3 separate regions of the Homo sapiens genome follow, and regions 1 and 3 are each linked to region 2. Evidence: chromatin contacts called from ENCODE Hi-C or POLR2A ChIA-PET data. All regions are on one chromosome and are shown on one strand. The core of a region is the stretch at or near the end of the contact, and the rest is flanking DNA. Distances in the headings are between cores, read along the strand shown. Region 1 overlaps FBXO15 (F-box protein 15). Region 2 holds the start of ZNF407-AS1 (ZNF407 antisense RNA 1). Region 3 overlaps TSHZ1 (teashirt zinc finger homeobox 1).

The links. Hi-C counts contacts between places; a loop is a spot of excess contacts on that map. ChIA-PET counts read pairs that join two places held with the same protein, here RNA polymerase II (POLR2A). Pooled maps may share reads with other maps.
Region 1: a loop to region 2 is called in a map of naive thymus-derived CD4-positive, alpha-beta T cell, with 9 times the contacts of the local background. The contact joins the enhancer-like site here to the promoter of ZNF407-AS1 in region 2. A Hi-C loop is called at or near these places in 1 of 168 maps with a recorded cell type or tissue (naive thymus-derived CD4-positive, alpha-beta T cell) and 5 of 50 pooled maps. POLR2A ChIA-PET finds 5 or more read pairs at or near these places in 5 of 52 experiments (CD4-positive, alpha-beta T cell, CD8-positive, alpha-beta T cell, activated T-cell and 2 more).
Region 3: a map of naive thymus-derived CD4-positive, alpha-beta T cell shows a loop between it and region 2 (5-fold over the local background). The contact joins the enhancer-like site here to the promoter of ZNF407-AS1 in region 2. A Hi-C loop is called at or near these places in 1 of 168 maps with a recorded cell type or tissue (naive thymus-derived CD4-positive, alpha-beta T cell) and 10 of 50 pooled maps. POLR2A ChIA-PET finds 5 or more read pairs at or near these places in 3 of 52 experiments (CD4-positive, alpha-beta memory T cell, activated CD4-positive, alpha-beta memory T cell and activated naive CD8-positive, alpha-beta T cell).

Annotation. Positions count from the first base shown.
Region 1 is chr18:74,080,644-74,084,108 of GRCh38, forward strand. It overlaps FBXO15 (F-box protein 15), which reads right to left. Exons shown (of 10, transcript NM_001142958.2): 9 at 1,284-1,408. Among named protein-coding and RNA genes, the nearest start is that of FBXO15, 65 kb to the right of the region's middle. Within about 2 kb of position 2,013, at least 6 of the 41 ENCODE cell types and tissues checked have a DNase peak (open chromatin) inside an H3K27ac peak, as active enhancers do; they include CD4-positive, alpha-beta T cell and CD8-positive, alpha-beta T cell, where a contact is called at or near this core.
Region 2 is chr18:74,595,878-74,599,329 of GRCh38, forward strand. ZNF407-AS1 (ZNF407 antisense RNA 1) reads right to left here and starts at 1,958. Exons shown (of 2, transcript NR_024484.1): 1 at 551-1,958. It overlaps ZNF407 (zinc finger protein 407), which reads left to right and starts at 1,993. Exons shown (of 9, transcript NM_017757.3): 1 at 1,993-2,060. RefSeq lists enhancers at 1,769-1,978, 2,769-2,988 and a silencer at 2,079-2,378.
Region 3 is chr18:75,245,883-75,249,226 of GRCh38, forward strand. The region is part of intron 1 of TSHZ1 (teashirt zinc finger homeobox 1); the gene reads left to right. Among named protein-coding and RNA genes, the nearest start is that of TSHZ1, 37 kb to the left of the region's middle. Within about 2 kb of position 2,074, at least 14 of the 41 ENCODE cell types and tissues checked have a DNase peak (open chromatin) inside an H3K27ac peak, as active enhancers do.

The sequences.
Region 1 (3,465 bases), core at 763-3,262, 520 kb before region 2:
TGAGTGCATCTGCTGCTAAGATGCTATTCAGGGTGGGTCCATTATGTAGCTTAGTCTGCCCTACATAAAGTCCCATTGGAAATTTTGTTTTTAATGATCAGAACTGGGATAAAGCTTTCTTTGTATAATTACTACATTTCCCTTTTTTCTCCCAATGAGAACTAAATGACTGCTCTCATCTTTCTCTGGACTACCAGAAAACACAGAACAAATTATTTTTAAAAATTATGCTGACCCTTTAAAAGACAGTCACATTCACATTCTGCCTTTCTTGATCCTCAAGGTCTATTTTGACGTGAATATTTTATCTTAGTACCTACTTTTATTATAGGCTTTATTGAAATCTGAAGAAAAAGAAAGAAGGTAGGTCTGTGCTCTTAAAGGCATGAAACAACATGGTGTGTGATAAACATCATTTTTACCAAAACTTAAACATTTGCTATGAATAAATAGGATTTGTAAAATATCTCATTGCATCAAATATCAAGTGGCTCAAGGGACAGTGCTTCATGATAACACCACTCTTGGTCCCAGTCGTCATCATTAATAGTTCTAACAAGGTGCGCATGCATAGCGCCGTATAAAGCCATGTTACAGGAGGCCCCCGCAGTCACAGGAGATTGATCCCACTGGTCCCTGGGACAATGAAAATCTTGTTCATCCCATAAAATAAAGTTGGAGAGTGACAAGAACCAGGAGCAGCCATGGGCACAAGGACAGAAGAAAGCAAAACTGTGAGAACATCTTTCTCCTCTTCCTCCTCCTCCCTCCTTCCCTGCTACTTCCCAACCACTAAGTCAACTCTCCCACCCATGTGGCTAATCTTTATTTAACAGTTCAAGGAAATCCCTATATCCTGGACTAAGAATTTATAACTGCAATAAGTTTTAAATTGGTACATGGATGATCAAGATGTTTTGAGTAGATGCTGCCTGCGTGGTCCAACCTTCAGTTCCACTCTCTTTCCACAAAACAGAGGGGCTTTGAGAGAGTAGGGGACTGTGATCAACAGTGTTCTGAAATGCTGCTGCAGACTACCTGCCCCTCCAACTCCACCATACTCAGTGACAAATGAAAGGTACTCAATAAGCATCTCATGAGTGAATCCACTGGCTGTCAATGGCTAACAGAATGTGCACCAACCTTCAGAAACCAGAACAATAAATCCAGAACTATAAAAGAAACATCATACATATATGACAATATAATTTATATATATAAACAGACTTTTTATTATATAGAAATCAAGTTACTTGAAGAAAAGAAAACGGTTCTGTTTTTACCTTTATACAGCCATCAAAAATATCAGTTTTCCACGAGAGGCCAACTTTTCCAATAAGAGGTAGGTGTTCTCTGTTATTTTTTAAATGTATAACAATGAGCTTCACATGTCCATTTTCAATATTTCCTGAAAAGATATAAGATTGTTTCAATCACTGTCTTCCAGTGCAAGATGACAAACCAAGCACGTTCAGTCGGCGACTTTATAAGGATACCTCACCCTGGTAAGCCCTGGCCTCAGCGATGAGGGCAACATGGGCACAGCAATCCCAGCCTCTGGCTTGAGGCCAGAGTGATGCATCTGTGTCCCAGAGGCAGAAACATTAACAAGTGCCCAGAAAGGTGATGTCAAAGGTGAGTCAGGGGAAGCTGGCTGAGGCGAGCCTGGATAGCCACCTGTCACTGATGGAAAGGTGGTCGCTGAAGGAGGAAAGGGTTCTTCTGATGTGGGTAAGCCAACAGTGTTGGAAACCGATATCTAGAATTACACAGCTGAAGAAAGCAGGTGCAGAAATGGCAAAGAAACAAGGGGCTGGAGAGCAGGCGAACATGAAGAGGAGTGGAAGAAACTCACATGAAATAAACCAACACCTCTGCACATGCTTGTAACTGAGTGAGAGTCCGTGCACATGCCCACCTAGCTGGAGGCCAAACCCTGGCCCTCTGCTGCCAGCTCCAAGCCAGCTACTGGCAGCCTGGCCACACGGAGGAGCCCTCGCACCCACACAGCACACTAGCCCTGCTGCCACAGGCCTCTTGTGGCAGGGAGAGCCGCAGCACCACTCGGTCTCACACAGACACAAGCTTCCTGGTTCTGTCTGAACGCACCCTGAGAAGCGACCATCAGTTGCTTCTCACACAAACCAACCGACAGCAACACAACTCATACCCGAGAATTCTCCAGAGATGGAAGTCTGAACAAAGGGAAGATGCAAGTCACAGGGCAAAGCAAACAGAAAAATCATGGAAAAGAGCAAATGTTCTCCAGCCCTGGCCTGGTTATTTCATGAGACAAAATAAAACCAAAGCCAAGCTGCCTTGGGAGCCAAAGCTCTGCTCTAGAAATGTTATACAGTGTTCTCCAACTTCAGTGTCACCAGAAGGTTAAAGCCCACACTTTGCCTGGGGCCTCTTTTGTGACCCAGTAATATGCTTTAAGTGAAAGAGGACGCAGAGGCAGGGTTTCCAGCCCCGCAAACGGGAGCTCCTTGCCCAGATGCCACACTGCTGGTTTCTCCACGTCTTACTTCTGTTCCAAGGACAGAGGCAGCCCACATTTTCCTCTCTAATGCTGAGTAATTAGCAAGAGCTGTGTAGCTTCCCTTCCACTCTCCCCAGGCATAGGAAGAAATGCCAAATGACACGGACCCTTCCCAGGCAACAGCTCTGCTGTCACCTCATCACCTCGTCACCTCAGCAGGGCTCGACGGAAGCAGGGAGGAAGTGTATGAAAAGCGAGGCCTCAGTGGAGGCACAGTAATGACATTCTGAATGGACCAGATGTGACTCTGCTCTGCCCTGCACTACTGCAGCCACGTGCAAAACCAAGGGAGGCCTCTGACTGGTGCGGCAAAGGCAGGCAGCCGACGGCGCCTACAGAAAACCAGGAGCTCATCTTCCACACAGCTTGTCCCCAGGACACGGCAGAAAATGCACTCCAAATACAGCAGCCAATAACGTCTCAGTGGCAACTGCCTGAGCTAATAAACCTCAAATCCCTGTAGGAAGCAGAGACTGTTATTTTGTTATTACCAGGTATTCTCCCACTTCAGAACAATTATAACACTGTGGTGTCTCCAAAGGTCAGAGCTCTTTCCGCCAACCCTCTGTAACCACTTATAAGACAGAGAAAGGTTAAGCTCTTCCTACATTTAAACAGTCTGCACATGGAACAGATGTGTGAAAGTGTGTGTATATAAAATAGGTGTATTTTTGAGTACTTATTGTATACCAACCACTGAGTTAGACACTTAACAGCTTAGAAGAATACTTTAACACCTTAATAATAATATTAACTGGGTAATATAATTTTCTGAATTCATAGGTGATAAAACTGATGCAGAGAGGTTAACAGTAACTCGCCCAAGGTCAGATCCCTGGTCAACGGCAGAAACATGATCCAAACCCTGTTCTGTGTCCAGAGTCTATGTTACAATAGAGTAAGAAATATGCAAAACATAGCAC
Region 2 (3,452 bases), core at 708-3,207:
CTGTTGAAATAGCTATTAAAACACTGTAGGAAGTGCTAAATTTTCACATAAATTTTAAATTTCAAGTGAACTCTTTGAAGGCAGAACCCAGTTTTATCTTTTATATAACAGGCACCCAATAAATGTTGGTTAATGGAATACAAATAACATTTGCAGCTGGTCACTTGTGAGGAAATTGTTTCCCACATTTTTCTCTAGAATTTTTAATTAACTATTACTATTAAACTGAGTCTACATGATGGAAAAGCTTGACTCTGGAGTTTTAGGTTGAGTTCCACTTTTACTAGCTGTGTGATCTTGGAACAGTTTATTAGTCTTCTAAATTACTGTTCCTTACTGTGGATAAGAGAATTCATGTGGATTACAATCAGAATTAAACCAGATAATGTCTACAAAAAGTTTTCTATGAACTATTTAAAAAGGTAAGGAATTATCACTCGAATGTATTCTGATTTAAACTGAATTGTGTTCGAATTGGCCTTGAGTGACGATTTGGCCTAGAAAGCCTATCTTCAGAACATCACACACACACAAAAATCCAATTACTTACAATGATTTTTTTGAGACGGAATCTCGCTCTGTCGCCCAGGCTGGAGTGCAGTGGCGCAATCTCGGCTCACTGCAGCCTCCGCCACTGGGTTCAAGCTATTCTCCCGCCTCAGCCTCCAAGTAGCTGGAATTACAGGCTCGCACCACCATGCCTGGCTAATTTCAAATTTTTAGTAGAGACGCGGTTTCCCCAGGCTGGTCTCAAAATCCTAGCCTCAAGCAATCCACCGACTCGGCCTCCCAAAGTATTGGGATTACAGGCGTAAGCCACCCCGCCTGGCCAGTGATCTTCCTAAACAGAAATCTGATCACATAACTTCCCATTACAGAGTCTAACCCTAACCCTGTGCCTACAACATAGTCAAACCTCTTTAGCAAGGCAGATGACCTCAAGCAGGATTTCACTGCCTCTTTGTCACAGCACTTAACAAGCTGTGATGTATTTATTTTTATTCGTCTACACAGGTCTTCCCTACTAGATTCTGAGTTTCAGAAGAAAGGCCTCTAACTCGAGGTTCATGAATGGACCTGCACAAGGGGGCGGACGGGCTGAAGTCCTGCCTTTTTTTTTTTCCAAAAAACCCGTATGCTGTGCCGTTAACGTTCATAAAAAAGTCCTTGTCGAACGTTTTAAACAGCCAAGGTGTTTCAGCTTTAATAAAAGCTGAAAATTTGGCAATACCAAACAGGTCACCAAGCCACAGTCCGCTTCTTGGCCTCCTCTTTGGTATCAGAGTTCGGCTAGCGGCTTCCTGTGGCCTCTTAAACAAGGACCTCATTTTGGGAGCCATTCGAGAGATTTTTTCTCATCATCTAAAGTAGCATTCTCGCCTTGCACAGCTGAAAGTCATTTCTCGAAATCGGAGCGCCAGAAGCGACAGGAGCCACTCCAGGCCCGGGGGAAGCGAGCAAAGGGGCAGCGGGCTGCGTTTGCCAACGTAGGCCTCTCGGGTCCCGCGCCGTTCTGGGCCTTCTCCGTGTTTCCGGCGCCGCCCTCGGGGTCCCTTACAGAGGGCGGGAGGCGGGTGGAGAGACGGGGCAGGAAGCAGGCGGGATCGGCCTGGGAAGAACCCGTTCTGGGACCCTCTAGAAATCCCAGACAGCCCTCCCGGGCTGACAGCGCCTGCCTTGGAGCCCGACGCGCTCATCGAATTTAGATTGACTCCTTCGGCTCTCCGTTTTCCTTCTCTAAGGGAAGGGTGGGACTTCCTATTTTATCTCTTAGCGGCTTCCGGCAAGAGCTGATGTGTTAAAAACAAGACAGCACATGGGCCTGCCGGCCACTCGGATAAAAAACAAGGAACTCGACCTGGATTGTACTAAACCAGTTCCAAGATTCTGTTTTTCGGCTGTGGCGTCCGGCGCTGCATCCACTACGGAGTCGCCTTGGAAGCCACCGGAAGTCCTTCGACGGAGAAACAGGATGTCCCGCCTCTTCCTCCCAAAGGGAAGACGGTGAGCCGGAGGAGTCAGTCAGAGGGGCGAGCAGGAGCGATTCCGTCGCCAAACAGGTAAGTTATTCTCTGGCCGGGGCGGGGGGTTTGGAGGCGGGGACCGTCCAGCGTCAGCGCGGGGCCTGGGGGCGGTGGCTTGAGGGCTCGAAGCCGGGCGGCTGGGCGCCCAGAGCCCCGTCTGGGCCCTTCGCTCTTTCTCCTCCCCCCTCCCCCCGCCTCCGCCCCTCCCTGTCGCCTTCCTTCCCGACACCCGCCCAGACTCACGCCCGGACACACACCCTCGCTCGTTCGCTCACGCTGCCTCGCCGCCCTCCTCCCCCAGGCCCCAGCTGCCGCCCTGCCCTCTCACCCGCTCGCTCCGCAGGCCGGTCCCGCGGGCAGCCTCGCTCCGCGCCCTTGCGCGAGCGGAGCTCTTGTGGACACCTCGGGGCTGCGGACCTAGCGTGGCCTCGGTTTCCCCTGCCGGGTTCGCCTGTCCGCGCAGAAACAGTCCCCCGTTCCTTCGGGACGCACCCCTGCACCGAAATCGGGCCGTTCTCGCGTGCCCGGGTTGCTCTCAAGTGGAAAACAGATGCTCCCCTAGCTGCACAGCTGCAAGCTTTAGCGTCTGGTTTCCAGCAGGGGCTCCCTGGACCGCCCGCCCACTCTCGTGTCACCCCCAGGTGCCCTGGCTGCGCCGCTGCTACTCGCGCCTTCTTCCGTTAAGCGACGCTGGTGTGGGCGGGCGGAGGGCACACAAGTGCGGTGGCCGAAAGCACCGCGGTGGCAGCGAAGGGTCCTAGCCATTCCCGACTTCAGCTCGCTTTGCGCCACTGCGGGGAGACCCGCGGCTGCCTGACACCGCTGCGGGCAGCAGTGGGTTTCTCAGTAGATGCTCACCTCTTTCCAGCCAGCTAGCACGCCCTGGGTGCTTGGCCTCCTTCTGGAGTTTAAGCTGGTGGAGGCGGGGTGCAGTGGCCGCTGACCTCTGTCGGTTGCGCTGGGTTTTGAGTAGCCATTTATTTCATTGGGGAGTTTTGGAATAGGACATCCCACATCCGTGGACACACATGTAGAATACTTTTATAAGTAATTACAGTCTTAATAGTGATTTGAGTTACAGCTTTGCAGTCTATGCCTGGTGACATCCTAGTCGTAGTATGTATCTGTTTTGTGGTGAAGTGCTGGTCCATTTAGAACACTGTAGACAGGGGCCCTAACATATACTCATCAGAACCTTATTAAGAAGAGCTTATATGTCATTTGGCATACTCACTGTGCTTCATTTAGTACAGCAATCTTGTGTAGTAGGAATTATTCCCTTTTTACAAACTGAGACTCACTTTGCTATATACAAAATTACTGCTACTGGTACAAGGTAAAGCTTTCTTCTTGCGTGACATGTAAGGCAGGTGTGATAATTGCTCACAACACAGTTGCTACTGGTGCATTTTTTTTTAAACTTTATTT
Region 3 (3,344 bases), core at 824-3,323, 650 kb after region 2:
AAGTTGTGTTTTCTTGTACTAAGTGTTGTTCTGATTAGTCTTAGTGTTAAATCTTGGTTAGCACTTGGCTTTGACTTCCACAAATACAATGCTCTGAATCAAATAAGTGCCAGGGGAGCGGGCTTCCCCTCTCCCCCAGCAAACACCACCTCACCGCCCTTCCAGGCACGTCACCAGCACCGAAGCGCCTTTACCTTATCAGCGTGGATTCAACCAAGACCTGCGCTTCACGTTTTGCTTCTTGAAAGCCAACATTTTGAAAAGAAAGTCAAACAGAGCATTTGTTAGTTGGGCATTTCCTACGAAAGACCAGCTCCAGTTCTTTGGAAGGAAATTGGCCAGATGCATGCACTGTTCAGGGCTTGTCTTAGTGCTAAAATGTAGCTAACGTGTGTGGCAAAGGTGAGGAAGTCCTGTGAGCTTCATAGTGGGAAGCGTCTCTTCTCATCTCAGGGCAGTGGGGATGACGATGGGGGCCTTGGTTCTCTGTTCAACCTCTGATGGGGTGTTTTTGGTTTCTGGTGTGTGTGTGTGTGTGTGTGTGTGTGTGTGTGTGTGTGTGTCAGAGAGAAAGAGAGAGGTAGGTCATATCCCTGTATCAGGTCCATCAAAACACACCCCAGTGCAGAACTCTTGATCCCTTGATTGCCTGCAAGCTCACAGCACACAGTGATAAGTGAAATCTCTGAGAGTAGATTTAATTTTATGAGCTGTATTATCCAAGAATACTAAGCCGTGGAGATCATGCTCAAGTCATGGGGTTTAAAGGGGTGATGGCTTCAGTTCTCTGTGTGGGGGAAGAAAGCCTGTGGCCTTTTTTTGTTTTTAGGCACAAAGCTAGTTTAATTGAAAGAATAATTTGATTTGCTGCTGCTACAGCAGAAGAGCTTGAGATGTGGCAAATTTTCTCTCCTTTCACCCAAACTCAAGAATTTAATGCTAGCAGGTGAACTTCTGAAGGCTGCTATCAAGTAGACAGAGACAATAACTGTCTTAAAAGCAGAATTTTGTCAATATTTTTTGCTGTGGGCCAAAGAACATTCACAATAATGGAGTACTAAAGCCCTGCTTGAAAATGCTGTAGAGGGAGCGGGAGTGGAGGATTTATTCCAAGTTTGAGCCTGCAGTGTTTTGGTGGTATATATGATTTCTGAATAATCTTTTTGCTCGAGCAAATGGAGGCACCCAGATATAATTTTCTGTTCAGGAAGAGCATTTGGTAGGCATTGCTACCCAGGGTTGCTGAACTGGAAGTGCCCTAGGCTGTAGTTTCTTTTCAGTTGCCGCATCGACCCACCACCGACCGTACACCTTCACCAAATGCCAGTGTTTTCTGACAGATAAAACAGGAGGTGGAATGGCCAGGAGCAGGCCATGCGGTCAGGGCTGAGGCGGTGGGCCTGCTGCTGGGAGAGGTACCCCAGAGGGCCACACTGCTCCTGCCAGGGGGGGCTGTGCCTCTTCTCTCAGTGAGTGGAGTCCCTTTGCCCTTGGTTTTAAATATGCCATTTCACCATGCTTTTGTAGAAAGTTGGTTAAACAGCAAATTGCACAACCCACAAAATGTAATGGCCTTTATGACTTAAAACAGATGCTAGATTCAGTTGCGTGAATTGCCTTGCCCCTTAAGTTATCTTACTTTGAAAAGAACGATTCCCTGAAATTTCACTTTGGAAAACACTGTTTCCCTCATTCTGCTTATGAGAACTGGTGCCTACATTTTTAATGCTATTGCAGTAAAGCGATTTTCTGATATAGATAGAGGTGAAGCCATTTTTGTAATTTTTCCAGTGTTCTCCGTATTTGGTATAATTAGAAGGGAGAGACGGAGGAGCAGTCACACACTCATATGTGAGCACACACACACTCACCCACAGCAGAGAAGCACAGCTTTGTCCTTCTTTTGAAGTGTGAAAAATATCAGTGACCTTATCATTAAATATACTTGTTGCTGTATTTATTTGAAATGTTCAGACCTTACTTTTTTTTTTTTTTTACTTCCTGTTCATTTTAGTGGGAAAGGGTGATAGCAAAAGATTTTATTTATTCAGAGCCACAGTGCAGGCAAAGTGAAAGTAAATCCTAGGCTTCCGGTGCATTCAGAAACCACAGTAAGAAAGCACTGTTTTCTCAAATATAAAGATAAGCGCACTAGCCAAATAATTTTTTTGAGGAGGTTGGAACAATAGAAGCCATCTAGAACTATTATTTGAGGCTATATATGAAAAATATATGTGAGCTTACAAAAATGTTTCTCATACTGGAAACTGTATCCATCAGGCAGACAAGACTTTCATCATGTTTATAGACAGTGATAGCAATGTAGCTCTGTCATAATATCAGTGGCCTCAGTAATTGTATTCTACTTCAAGTATAAGGTTCTGATTCTGGCGCAAGTTAATAATTCTGTTTTTACTGAAGACTTTTTCCCTTCAGAAATATCATATGATGAAGTTGCCTGTGGAAGGTGATCGAAGTGTATTCACCCTCAGGTTCATCTGGAAAGTCCTAGACTGTGGCCCACATGTTTCCTTCACGCTCACCTTCGTGTGTATTTCAGGCATTACCTTGTGATTGTTTAGATACTCTTATCATTATACATAATCCAAGGGTTATTTATCGTAAGATAGACTGAGTAATGCTGAACTCACAAATATGGGGCTGAAAATGTAAACACATTTTTGTAAATCCAATTGACAGTTAATTGGCCCACATTAATGGAGAGTTGAAGTGAAAGAAAATAGAAAACCACAAATTTCTAAAAGAAATTTTTCCCCTCATTTGGAATCCATTTTATACGTTTATTGGAAGCTAATGTTTCAGTTAACTATGACATATAGATATACGTTTACTTGCCTAATTATACTTGCTGTTAACAATACATCATGTGTTTGCCTGTGCGTCCAGCTTTGCGAGTGTGATGGTTTAATTACCCTCTGTGGTGTCTGCACGCTCTGCTAAGTCTTGTGTGGGGGAACGGTTAGAAATAGCCGCAGAGGCAAGGATTTAGAAGCTGGTGTGCCGTGAAGCCATAGGGTCACCCACCAGCAGCAGTACCAGGCGAGCCACCTCCGCGTGGGAGGAGGCCCAGGTGTCTGCTTCCTAACGCGGGGCCTGAGCCGGGCACCCTGGGGTGGAGAGGCTTGGATGGGAGCCCCAGATCTGGGCCACTGTGGTCCCTGGGCTACTGGGGGAAAGCCAGGTCCTTCACCGCCCTCCTGCCTACCCGGGGCTCTGGGCTCCAGGCCGTGGCTGCTCTCTGTCCCTTGTCCCTGCGGCCACCCAGGCCCCACCTGCTACCCGGGCAGGCTGCTCAGACACACATCCTTCCTAGTGGTCTTCCT